2 separate regions of the Mus musculus genome follow, and region 1 is linked to region 2. Evidence: chromatin contacts called from ENCODE Hi-C or POLR2A ChIA-PET data. All regions are on one chromosome and are shown on one strand. Each heading gives the region's core, a stretch centred on a gene start or an enhancer-like site at or near the end of the contact. The rest is flanking DNA. Distances are from core to core; before and after follow the strand shown. Region 1 overlaps Gm34472 (a long non-coding RNA gene). Region 2 holds the start of Ywhaz (tyrosine 3-monooxygenase/tryptophan 5-monooxygenase activation protein, zeta polypeptide).

Region 1 (5,780 bases), core at 2,183-4,682, 34 kb after region 2:
AAGCCAGCCACATCAGGAGTTAGGTGGTGAGACTTAGCCTTTGAGTGGTTTCTGCAATAATCTAACCTTGTTGTATTACACTAAATTTTTGTATGTGTATACATGAAGAATTTTTTCTTGTTATAATTATGCCTTTAAAAACTATTCCTTAATGCCAGGTAGTAGTGGTGCACGCCTTTAATTCTAGCACTTGAGGGGCAGAAGCAGGCAGATTTCTGTGTTCGAGGCCAGCCTGGTCCATAGAGTGAGTTCCAGGACAGCTAGGGCTACACAGAGAAACCCTGTCTCGAAAAACAACAACAACAAACAAAAACCAAGCAACCAAGCAACCAAACAACCCTATTCCTTAAAATGGACCCCTTATTTTAGATTGTTTTCAATAAAAGAAATTGGAGAGTCATGACCTCAAAGCTTAGATAAGATTCTGACCTTTTTTTAAAAAAAAAAAAAAAAGCTTTCCAAGACTTGAGCTAAATGAATGGTGCTAGCTATCTCCCACACAATAATCTTGCTGAAAGCTATTTAGGTATTTATTACTATTCAGTATGCTGGGGTGGGGGTGGGGGCAGAACACTGTGCCTTCTGCTCAGGAGACCTCCTACTGAGCTACATCCCTGCCCTACAATATTATTTTTGATGACTTAAGTTCATATCCACTCAGGTAGGAGCCAATCAGCATACTGACTAAGAAGCAGGAAGCCCTCTTGGGTCTGTAAGCATGTGCATAAATTATGGTACGCCTGAGTGTGCTGGAATGGCCAGGCAGCAAGGCATGCTTGGCTGCTGCTAAGGGAATGCAGGAACATTTTGTGAATAGAGAAAGACTTGTCCCAGTAAGGCCTACTGTCACCTCTAGCATGTAAGGAACCTTCGGATGTCAGCCTCTGTCTGTGGGCACAGCAAGGAAACCAAACATGTAGGCCTTTGAAATGGTAAAGATGCATGTCCCAAGAGCAAAGCTTCATATTTCAAGGTCCAATGAGTCACTGAAGTAGTAAGATTTGGAGTCTTCCTTCTAAGGTTCAGACAGGAGAGCTATGGGAGAGCCATATGCACAGCAAAGCCAGACACTGCGGAGGCCCTGCCTCCCTGCCTCTGTTCCTCTCTTCTTTCTTAGTCTTCTTGGGAAGCAAACAGGGCTTCTTTGTGTACCTCCTTTGGGACATTTGAGGGACACACACACTTTTTATCAATGTTGCTAGTTTATCCTTGTCTTGCTTCCATGCCTTCTAAGCTGGCAAATCCTGAAAGATGGTATTAGCAGTTTGGAATTAATTCTATTTGTACAAAAAAGTACAAGCAATTCAGAACAGAAATCAATCAGAAAACATTCATAATAATTGACAAGATAGTAGTTAACTTCTTCCTTTCCTCCTCTTCCTTCTTCTCCTCGTCCTCCCCCTCCTCCTCCTTCTTCATTGAGACAGGGTCTCAGGTATTGCAGGCTGTCCTCAAACTCAATATGCATCTGCGGATGACCTTGAACTTCTAACCCTTCTACTTGTTCATCCCAAGTGCTAGGATTGCAGGTGTGTGCCACTACGCTGGATCTATGAGGTACTGAGGATCAAATCCAGTGTCTCTGACATGCTACACAATCCTTCTACCATAATGTGTGTGTGTGTGTGTGTGTGTGTGTGTACATTGTGCTGGAAACTAACCCAGGGCCTTTTTTCTACTGGACAAAGTCTCTATGGTTGAGCTACACACCCAACACCAAAGAATAGTTTTAAAAAGAAACTATAATAAGCCCAACAGTACTTTTGTGATACCTAGGGATACCTTTGTTTGTGGTGAAATGTCCAGAATATCCTTATCTGAGCAGGGACTCTGGAGGCTGACCCCAAGGCTCTGCACATGCTAAGAAGACTATCACTGACGACACATCAGTACCTTCTCCAGATTGTGATTTAAAGTCAAGGTCTCACTATAAGGACCTAGTTGGCCTGGTACTCACTGTAGAGCAGGCTAGCCTATAGCTCACAGAACTCTGCCTGTTGCCTCCCAAGTGCTAAGAATAAAGGCTTGTACCATCATGATGAGCTTCAGCCATGTTCTGAGAGAGATTATTTTTGATTTTAGAGTGTGAAAACTCAAACATTGATTCACTAACTTGCAAAAACAAATAAAAAAACAAAAAACACATAAACAAAACAAGTCCCCTTCTCCCTTACGTCTGCGATTTACTTTGGTAAAAGGAGTGAGACCCTTTCCTCTCTAGTGGGTCTCTCCGCTCTGTGCCTGTCATTCCTTCTGTCTGCTAGTGCTTTTAGCTTTTAATGATCTTCTGGAACCTTGGCTGTAACTGCAGCAGGGCCAGGTGAGCAAGTCCTGAGTCTCCCTTTGCATCTGACATGTCCCACACTGCAACCACGTTTGGGTGAACACTAAGTAAATCTTTGTTGACTGAAGCGTCTAAGTCAATTCATTCCTGTGGCTCTCTGAAAGCGTGCTTGTTATTTATTAAGCGCCCACAATGGGTCAAAGAGTCAATGAATTTCAGAGCTGGAGGGGTTTTAGAGGTGACCTTGTCCAACCCCTTCATTTTATAAACAGGAAGCTGAAATCCAGAGAGAGGGCTCTGCCCAAGGTCAGACACCAAGAACACTCAGAGCTGAAAACGAAACTCAGTGAAGGCTCTTGGTTCTTACTGCAGCCCTGTTATTTCTACCCTCTAGTTTATAATGTAATTATAACAAGTATTTGTAGCTGAAGACATTAGCATATCAGAAGGATGACCTTAGAATCTATATGTAGTTAAGAGAAAACTGATAAAAAGAGAGAAAAGAAGGGAAAGTGAACAGCTCTAAATACTTGTTTTAGAGTTGATTTGACATTAGTTATATTGCATTATCTTCCTGAACAAGATGTAGAGATGGCAAAAGGACAAAATAGAACATGCAAGAAAAACATCGAAAACAAACTAATAAAAGTTAAAAAAAAAAGGAGCCAGGCTAGAGTGAGTATTGCATAGAATGTGTGTCTGAAATCCCTGACAATAGCGGTAAGATGGCTCAGTGCCAGAGGACACACCAAGAAGTTACACAGTTCACAGTTCTCAGATGACAAACCTGCTAGCTCTGGAAAGGCTCAACTCCTTTCACTAATGAAGCCCAAAGAGAACATCCTCTCATGAGGGCTCCTACACCTTAAAGTAAACGAGGATAAATTGGAATCAGAAGGACCACCTTTCTGAGGACTCATCCCATCTGGGTCATGTCCCTTGAAGAGACTTTTCAAGTCACGACACCCCTGTGTTCCACATTTGTGGAAGGGAGAAGGAAACCGGGCCACCTCCACCGGGGGGGGGGGGGGGGGGGGAGAGAAGGGGAATACACACATTAGGTACAGATTCTGCTACCCCCGCCCCTTCCAGGCTTGATTGGAAGGAGCTAGATCTGGCTGGATCCAGGACCTTCTGTGTGAACAATCCTAAGTTCCTGCCCCCAAGGGAGTTTACGCTTATCAAAGAGGAAGTCTAGAACCTGGGCCAACTCCCAAAAGGGCTGCTTCCCCTGACTGCCCAGAAGAGCCCTTTAGAGGATGCAGAAATGAATTTCCTGGAAAACTGCTTAGAGCTCCGAGTGCCTAGGTATCCCAAGTTTCAGTGCTTGGAGATAGAGGGATAGGGAAGGGAGATGGGAGAAAACAGGAGAGCCATTCCCCCACTGGAACACAGAAGAGTGCTCTTTGACCTAAAACCCAGCCAAACAAACACAAGTTTAGGCTCTTTTTCTAGTTTGGTCTTCTGGTCTACTAAGGAAAATGTCACTGAGAATAATCAATTAGAACTTGAACTCCGCGTCAAAGCTAGGATGGTATTTTGCCACATGGGGGAAAAGAATCATGTATCCACATACAAGATAACGCCCCCAGTCTTTAGCTTTGCTCTATGATTAAATAAACTTGGGAGGAAAACAAACTCTTAAAGGAGCTGGGGTAAGCAGAGGGTCAGCTCACTCATCCAAACGTGTCTGTCCACGGTTATTCCAACGTAATATTTTTATATACAAGTAAGGTCAGCAGGAGAAGCAACTAATTTGAAAATCAGTTTCCAGTCTTGTATTTGCTTCCTCTCATGGCTCCCAAGCTTAGAAGGCTGCATTTGCTCTGCAGAGTCTGTAGGATTTGATTCACAGTAATGGTGGGGATTTATAGGGACTCTCCTGGAACTCTGCCTTCTGTACAAACTTACCTTCTACAAGATAAGCTGGGGAACACTGAAGTAATGACACTGTACTTCGAGATAAGTTGGGGAATGGTGAGGTAATGTAAGCTGCTGCCTACGATGTTTCTGGGATTCCTCTTGTGGCGTCACTCTCTGAGGCTCTTACACTTGATTTTATGTGTAACAAAGTGGGCTTCTTCCAGTGTGGCTCTGATATGTGAAAACTCACAAAGCCACTCAAGGGTCAGTTGGAATGACTGAGATGAACAGTTGCTCAAACTGGGTGATGTCATTGTTGTCATCATAATCATTATCACCACCACCCCCATCATCACCATCATTACCACCACCACCACCATCGTCATCGTTGTGGTTTTTTGAGAAAGAGTCTCACTATGTAGCCTTTGCTGACTTGGAACTCACTATGTAGAACAGGAAGGCCTTCAAATACATATAGATACCTCTGTCTTTACCTCCTGAGTGCTGGAATTTAAGGCATGTGCCATCATGCCCAGCTGGATAATACTATTTTTGGTTGAAGACTTGTCAGGTCCAAAATATAATTATTTTATTTTCCAATGACCCTGACGAATTTTGACAAGGACACATATTTATGGAAGAAGAATTTACCTTCTATTATTCTCAAGAAATGGAAGTGTGGAATGGAAACAGCTTCTCCAGGACTAGTTCATCTGGTTCTTCTGTTTGTAATTACCCTTCTGGGGGCTCAAGCTACTTGTTTTATAAGCAACATAATAATTGCGTTCTTAGTTGCTGGCAAAGCACAGTCCATATTCAAATGTAAGATAATCACTAAAGCAAATTGTCCTTCACCCACCAATTTAGTAAGACCCGATGCCCTTACAGTTACCTTTATCTTGAGCCATGGAGGACACTTGAATCATCCAGTTACTCACTTAAGTGTGCCTTCTATTCATTTCAGCTTGAACCTGCTTTCTTGAGTTTCCACATCAATTTGATAATATAAAAGAGAAACTTAGGTGGCCTTGTTGATAGTCGGTAGTGTTAGGATTTTTGAAGTCTCCTGTCGCTTCTTGTATCCTCAGGATTGTGTAATGTTTTAAGTACAAAGGATAGCTCTCCCCAGCATTCCTTTGTGTTTCTTATATGTGACAGCAAAAGATTGCAGTTACTTTTTTTGAGCCATTCAAAGATTTTAGTAAACAGCTAGAAAAGGAGACAATATTCTCCTATGTATTTCCTCTATGAATTCTTGGTTGTTTTTTTCCTTAGCAGTTGAATTATAAATGGTGCAGCTTGGAATAAACACATACAGACACACACACACACACACACACACACACACACACACACACAGGTACAGGCATACACTACACAGATATACATATACAGACACACAGATGTGTGTCACACATAGACACACATTATTTTATGTCTTTGCCATCTTATTGTCTGTTACTCTTCTTACTCCTTAAAGATCAGCCTCTTTGCTTTTATACACACACACACACACACACACACACACACAAAAAGGTGTTTTATCCTTTTGGGTTTTAATTCTGAGAATTCTATAAAAGATAATATAATGCTGTTTACTGTGGTGGTTTGAATATGCTTGGCCCATGGGGAG
Region 2 (5,718 bases), core at 2,498-4,997:
AGACGACCCTCCACGATGACCTACGGGCTCCTACAACGTTTTTATAAGCAACAGAGAGAAGGTTTCTCTCCTCATTCGACAGCTCAGCTCCCTGCTCAGTGACAGACTTCATGCAGGCTGCCATGTCATCATATCGCTCTGCCTGCTCGGCCAGCTTGGCCTTCTGCACCAGCTCATTTTTATCCATAACTGGATATTCTGTAAAGGGAAGAAGAAAAACATTCAGAAAACGCCTGTGAAAAATACATACTCATACCTGTCATAAGTAAATAAATAAATAAGGCACACCAGTACCTCAAACCAGCTTGAGCAATTAAAAGGCAGCCCCCAACCCCAACCAACCAGAAAACTAGCCTAGTCTGCATATTAACAGTAGGTTGTGAAATTAACTGCGCGTTCCACCTGTTCAGAAGATTCCAATTTCAAGTAAGATCAAAGCATATATGGACACCAGTTCCTTAAAAAAAAAAAACCCAAAACAAACAAACAAAACAAAAAAAAACCCACCTTTAAGCTGCAGGGCAGGGGGTACAAAACCAGAGACCCACCTCTACTCTCCTTGGCCAAAGATCCCTAGATCCCAACGACACTAAATGATGTACACCTGAGCAACTTTCCCTCTAGTGTGCATGCAGGAATGCGCATTGGGGGTGCGGGTCAGTTTAGGGACCGGGACCTACAATGCCTATAAGCATACTTCCAGAATCGTGAGTCATGTCAGTGTAATTATATTCTAGCTTTTTAATGTATATACTCTTATCAAAGAGCCACTAAGTTTTATTTTATTTAGCACCCTCCCACCCTGATCTACTACACTTGTAACATTTGCCAGCTGATCATGGTATAAAATTATCTGAAGAAAACTGCCTAATTGCTGCTTAAACTATCTTAAACACAATACCACCAGGAATCACTAAGCCCAAGACCAATCTGTGTCTAAACAGCGTCCTATGAACTCTCGCCTAGCACACAGGCACACTCACTTCCTACTCTGAGTGAGCACTAGGGCGTCCACAGCACATGGAGGGAGCCAAGCGCTTCCGATGTCTGCTGCCTGCTGCAGTCTGGAGTCACGGCAGGATTTCTAGCAGTCACAACTCCTCAAGCTGGTCTTCCTCATATTTCCCCAGTTTTCTTTCGCTCAATTTTAAAGTTCCCTAGATTCCAATTTACTTCTCATTTCTTCAACAATTCCAAGAGCAAAATTCTAAATCATATAGTGATCCCACAAAATACACTTTAATGAAAAGTCACAACCTGAATGCACTAAGTGTAGGAATAAAGAGTCACTGCCGCCCACCATGGAAATTCTTTCCTTTACCTTTCCAGAAAGGACCTCTTTTTGGTAGCCAAATGAGCAGTGTCCAGAACAGAAACACGGATAGGGCTAGCTTAAATTCGAGACACAGTACCTTCCGTGCATTAACTATTTAAAATTTGTGAACCCATACTTCCCCCGGGGTCTCGAAATCTAACATTAGAAACGGTCACTGGTAAATGTTGCTTCCAAAAATGATGTAAGCCTAAGTCAGTACAAACGTTCCCCCGCCAACCTCCCGGATAAGGGGAAGTGGATTAGGTTTCTCACAGGAAAACGAGCGCTCCTGGGCCTCGCCTTCAGACTGCGGGAATACTCGCCGCACCCACTTAACCCTTGGCTGCCTGAGGCCGGAGGGTGGGGCGAACCGAAACCGCGCAGCGGTGACTTTAAAGCGCTAGTCCTTGCGTCCGCGCCATCCGCAGCCACCTCCCCTCCTTGGCTCCGCCCAGGCTGGTGCCTCCGCGCTAGTCCCCGACTCTCTTTGTCATGGCGGAACTGTGTCAAGGAGCCCAACCTACTCCGACTGTGAATCGCCCCCCCACCCGGGCAGAGGGAGGAGCAGTCCGTGCACCCGCCCCAGTCGGAGGGTGGTGGTGGAGGGGGAGCAGATCACCCTCCCCGGGGGCCCGATGCCATCCGCGCCCGCAGAAGCGGAACCGCGGCCGGCCCGCGCCGGACACACCCCGCTCCCGCCCAGGGTCCCCTCCGCCGGTGTCCGACCCAAGCCCCGATGTCCCGACAGCTGCGGTAGGGGGAGGGGCAGGGCCCCACCCAGACAGGCGCAGCCCCCATCCTGGGGCCGCAGCTCCTGGAAAGATGCGAACCTCCCACCAGCCCAGGACGCTGGGGACCCCGTGCCCCGGTACCCCCACGCCTAGCTCTGGCCGCGCCCCTCCCCCACCGCGCGTCCCGAGAGTCCTTTCTGGCATTGCGGGCCCCAGCGAGCCCAGCCCAGGGTCCCTGGCGGGCCCCACCCCAGAGCCCCGCGTGCTACCTGGCTGCCCCCCGCCGTGGGGGAGGGGGTGGCGGGGGCGCCCCGGGTGGGGGCGGCCTCACCTGCGCCACGGCCGAGTCACAGTCGCGGGCGGAAGCAGGGTGCCGGCGGGGGCGGATCGCGGTCGCCCTCGGGAGCGGGAGCCCCTGGGTCTCGCGCGTGGGCGCCTCATCCGCCACCCCCACCCCGGGGACCAGAACGGGGCGATGAGCAGCCCGGCAGGCCAGAAGCAAGCGGCCGGGGGCGGCGGTGGGCGCCTGCCCGGGCCCGGCAGAGCCGAGCCGCCGCCCGGGTCCTCCTGAGAAGACCCCTCTCGGGCCGCAGCGCGGCGGCGGGCTGAAGGGACCGGAGGCCGACTCGGGCGGCTCCTCACCTGTGTCCGGAGTGGGTGGCGGCACACGGACGCGGCTCGGCGGTCTCTGGGCGGCGGCGGCAGCAGCGGTGGCGGCGAGGCTGAGACTCTGTCCCTGATCTGGCTGCTCACAGGCTACAGCCGCTCCGCAGACACGGGGTTTCCTCCAATCACTAGCCCCGGCAGCAGGGGCACCACACGCACGATGACGTCAAACGCTGCTATGGCAACCGTTGATTGGTGCCCACAGTTCTCCGGCCCGGCGCAACCGCCGCTCCCCTGCGCGCGCCCGGCCGGCCCGCCCGTGCCCGAGGGCGAGCGGAGGAGAGCGCGTACTCGCGCTCCGCTCCGCTCCCGACCCTGCCTTCACCCGCGTGCTCGGTTCGCTCCCCGCCGCCCCCGCGAGCTGCCCTCCCTCCCCGCCCCTGCGGCCCGCGGAAGGAAGCCTCTCCCCGCCCCCACCTCACTGGCGGGCACATCCGGGACCTTCGCGTTCCCCCCCACCCCCTTCCCGCTCGGCCGCCCTCTCTCTGCGCCGGTAATGGCGGTGGGCGGGTTGCGGGGCAGGGTGAAGGCAGCTCTACTGCCAGGGCATTGTGATCAGAAGCCGAGAGTAGGGCAGCGGCTCCGCCAACGCCGGGGCAGGGAGGCCCGGGCGCGGCTGCTCCCTCGGGCGGCCCGCTTTACCTTCTGGCTGCAGGAAGCGGCCTTAGACCTTTTAAGGCTGGGAAAAGCGCGAGGCTGAATGACGCCCTGCCTTTCCAGTCGCGAGCTCGGCGTCCACACCGTGACAGCCGCGGGGACAATGGGTGGTCGCTGGGAGGAGCGGGGAAAGGGTTGGGCTAGCGGGTTGGACGTGATCGTAGAAGCCTGACGTGGGGCGAGGCGGGGAAACAGGCTAGAACACACCGAACTGTTGTCGTGGGCTGCACTTTACCCTCTGTAGAGCTTTCATTGGGAGACACATTGTTCCTAATTAGCGCATTGTAAGAGAGTGACCGACCCTTTTAGGTCCTGGAAGCAAGGTTAGGGAGCGTGGCCGTTCCTAGGGCTCTAGCTGGAGGAGGAGCGAGGCTCCTCCGCCCGGAAAGGGGGGGGGGGGAGGAAAAGGGCGGAAATTGCAGGTGCCTGAACCCGCAAGGTCTCCACCCAGGAGACGGAAGTTGAAAGGAGATGCAGTCTCTATGAAGAATCTGTCCTTGCTCTCTTTAAATGTGCGCCTCTGAGCTAAAATATTTTCACTGAGCCCCTTCTGGGGCCTACACTAAGCACAACTGGAAAAAGAACCTCAGGAATTCAGCCCCAGAGCCCCCTGGAAGACTTCATGACAAGCATTCTTTCCCTACCACTGTCTTTCATCAGAATGTTGGTTACATTGTTTGAATCACAAGTTTGTTGTACAAATTATAATTTGCCTGAAATGACAGCTAGGTAGAGATTTGCCTGTGACCAGTTCAGTGTCGCTCCCCTCGCCAACCGCCCTCCCCCCTCCCAACACACACACCGGTTTCCACAGCAACAGATAACATGCTAAGCAGATGAGCAAATTAATTCAGGTTTTATCTCCAAGATACTGAAGTCAACTTACTTTGGCTGTAATGTAAATTCTTTCAGGGAGTGACTCACTTAAAATGACTATTTCAAAAGCTTTTATGTTTGCAGTTTTGTAGTAGGTGCTAGAAATTTGACAGAAGATACTAGGTTAAATCTTTTGTAAAATGGAAATGTCTGTTAATGTCTGTAATACACGTCTATATGGAATATACACCTCAGGGAAAGTTAAGAGATTTCTCTGCATAAATTGCAGACTTGTTTTGGAAAATAGTTTGGGCTTTTGCCTTGTGCATTAACTAGCAAGGTTTCTTTGTGTTTTAATAAACCAAAAGGTGCTTTTAGTTTTTACAAACTCCAATCAACATGTTTGCCTAATAAAGGCATAATAAGGCTGCAAGGGGGCCAGAATTAGATTTGCCATGGAAGGTCAACTGAGAAGAATTCTAAAGAATAATATGTAGCAAAGCCAAAACCCAGAGCCTATAGGCCTGAAGTATGGGGAAGTTACTGGTGAGTTTGATTAGCTGCCCAATTGTCTTCCTGTCTTCTTTACTTGGGTCTTACTTCATGCAGTTGATGTCTCCGCTATACTTTGATAGGCACAGTAGTAAAATATCAGCAATAAAAGTACTACCATCTGTGGCTGAGGAATGCATGTGTGTTTTCTCCATGTAGTTTACTGTAATTACATTTTGGGAACAATAAGGGTGGTAGCTGTCCCTGGTGTTCAAAACCCAGTGAAAACGAAGTGAAACAGTTAAAAGTGGTAGGTCTAAAGTTCAGAGATGAACGTGTTAGCCCAACACTAGACATTTCATTCAATTTCTGTCCCATGTTACACAGTAAGGTAAAGAGTTCAAGTAAATTAGCATCAGTCTGTCATTCCAACTGGAAACACGTGTCAAGGGTGATCTTTTCAGTCATAAACAGTCCCGGCAGGCTATCGTCTCAGCTCTGCATCATTTGACTGAGTGAAGCTTAATGTGCGGGACTCTGCAATCAGAAGAGGGGCAATCTTGCTTTGTCATCCAGAGGTCTGTTCTTTAGCTTACTAAACTGGACACACTAATTCCCAGTCCCATAAGATTAAACACCGTGATTGAGAGAGTAAAGAGTGGGCTGTATTGTGCTGTAGATTCTAATTTCCATACCTGAGAAACTGGAAGTAGAAATAGATACAGACAGCTGTTCCCCAAATCCTCTTCTCCAGTTGCCATAGTTTGGATCCCACTGTCGAGTCTCTTGGAGCTAGGTGTGGCCCACTGACCAACTGCTAGGCAATGGGACACAAAGTGATGCCCTCTGCTTGTGGACCTGAACCATAAATCTTCCCCACTAGACATGGCTGAACCCCAAATCTGCCAACCAAGTAGCAGACCAGCATGTCACCCACAGACCTCTAGCACAGGCAGTAGGCACCTGCTTGCCACCACACCACACAGCGCAGGCAAAACATGTCACCCAGGGGTTCGTCAGCCAGGTGTCCAGCCTGCAGTG

What was found. Hi-C counts contacts between places; a loop is a spot of excess contacts on that map. ChIA-PET counts read pairs that join two places held with the same protein, here RNA polymerase II (POLR2A).
Region 1: a loop to region 2 is called in a map of heart, with 4 times the contacts of the local background. The contact joins the enhancer-like site here to the promoter of Ywhaz in region 2. A Hi-C loop is called at or near these places in 3 of 37 maps with a recorded cell type or tissue (all heart). POLR2A ChIA-PET finds 5 or more read pairs at or near these places in 4 of 5 experiments (Patski and embryonic stem cell).

Annotation. Positions count from the first base shown.
Region 1 is chr15:36,824,724-36,830,503 of GRCm38, forward strand. The region is part of intron 1 of Gm34472 (a long non-coding RNA gene); the gene reads right to left. Among named protein-coding and RNA genes, the nearest start is that of Gm34472, 15 kb to the right of the region's middle. Within about 2 kb of position 3,433, at least 1 of the 3 ENCODE cell types and tissues checked has a DNase peak (open chromatin) inside an H3K27ac peak, as active enhancers do; it is heart, where a contact is called at or near this core.
Region 2 is chr15:36,790,791-36,796,508 of GRCm38, forward strand. Ywhaz (tyrosine 3-monooxygenase/tryptophan 5-monooxygenase activation protein, zeta polypeptide) reads right to left here and starts at 3,748. Exons shown (of 7, transcript NM_011740.3): 1 at 3,355-3,748; 2 at 2,689-2,885; 3 at 1-198. The coding sequence starts at 187.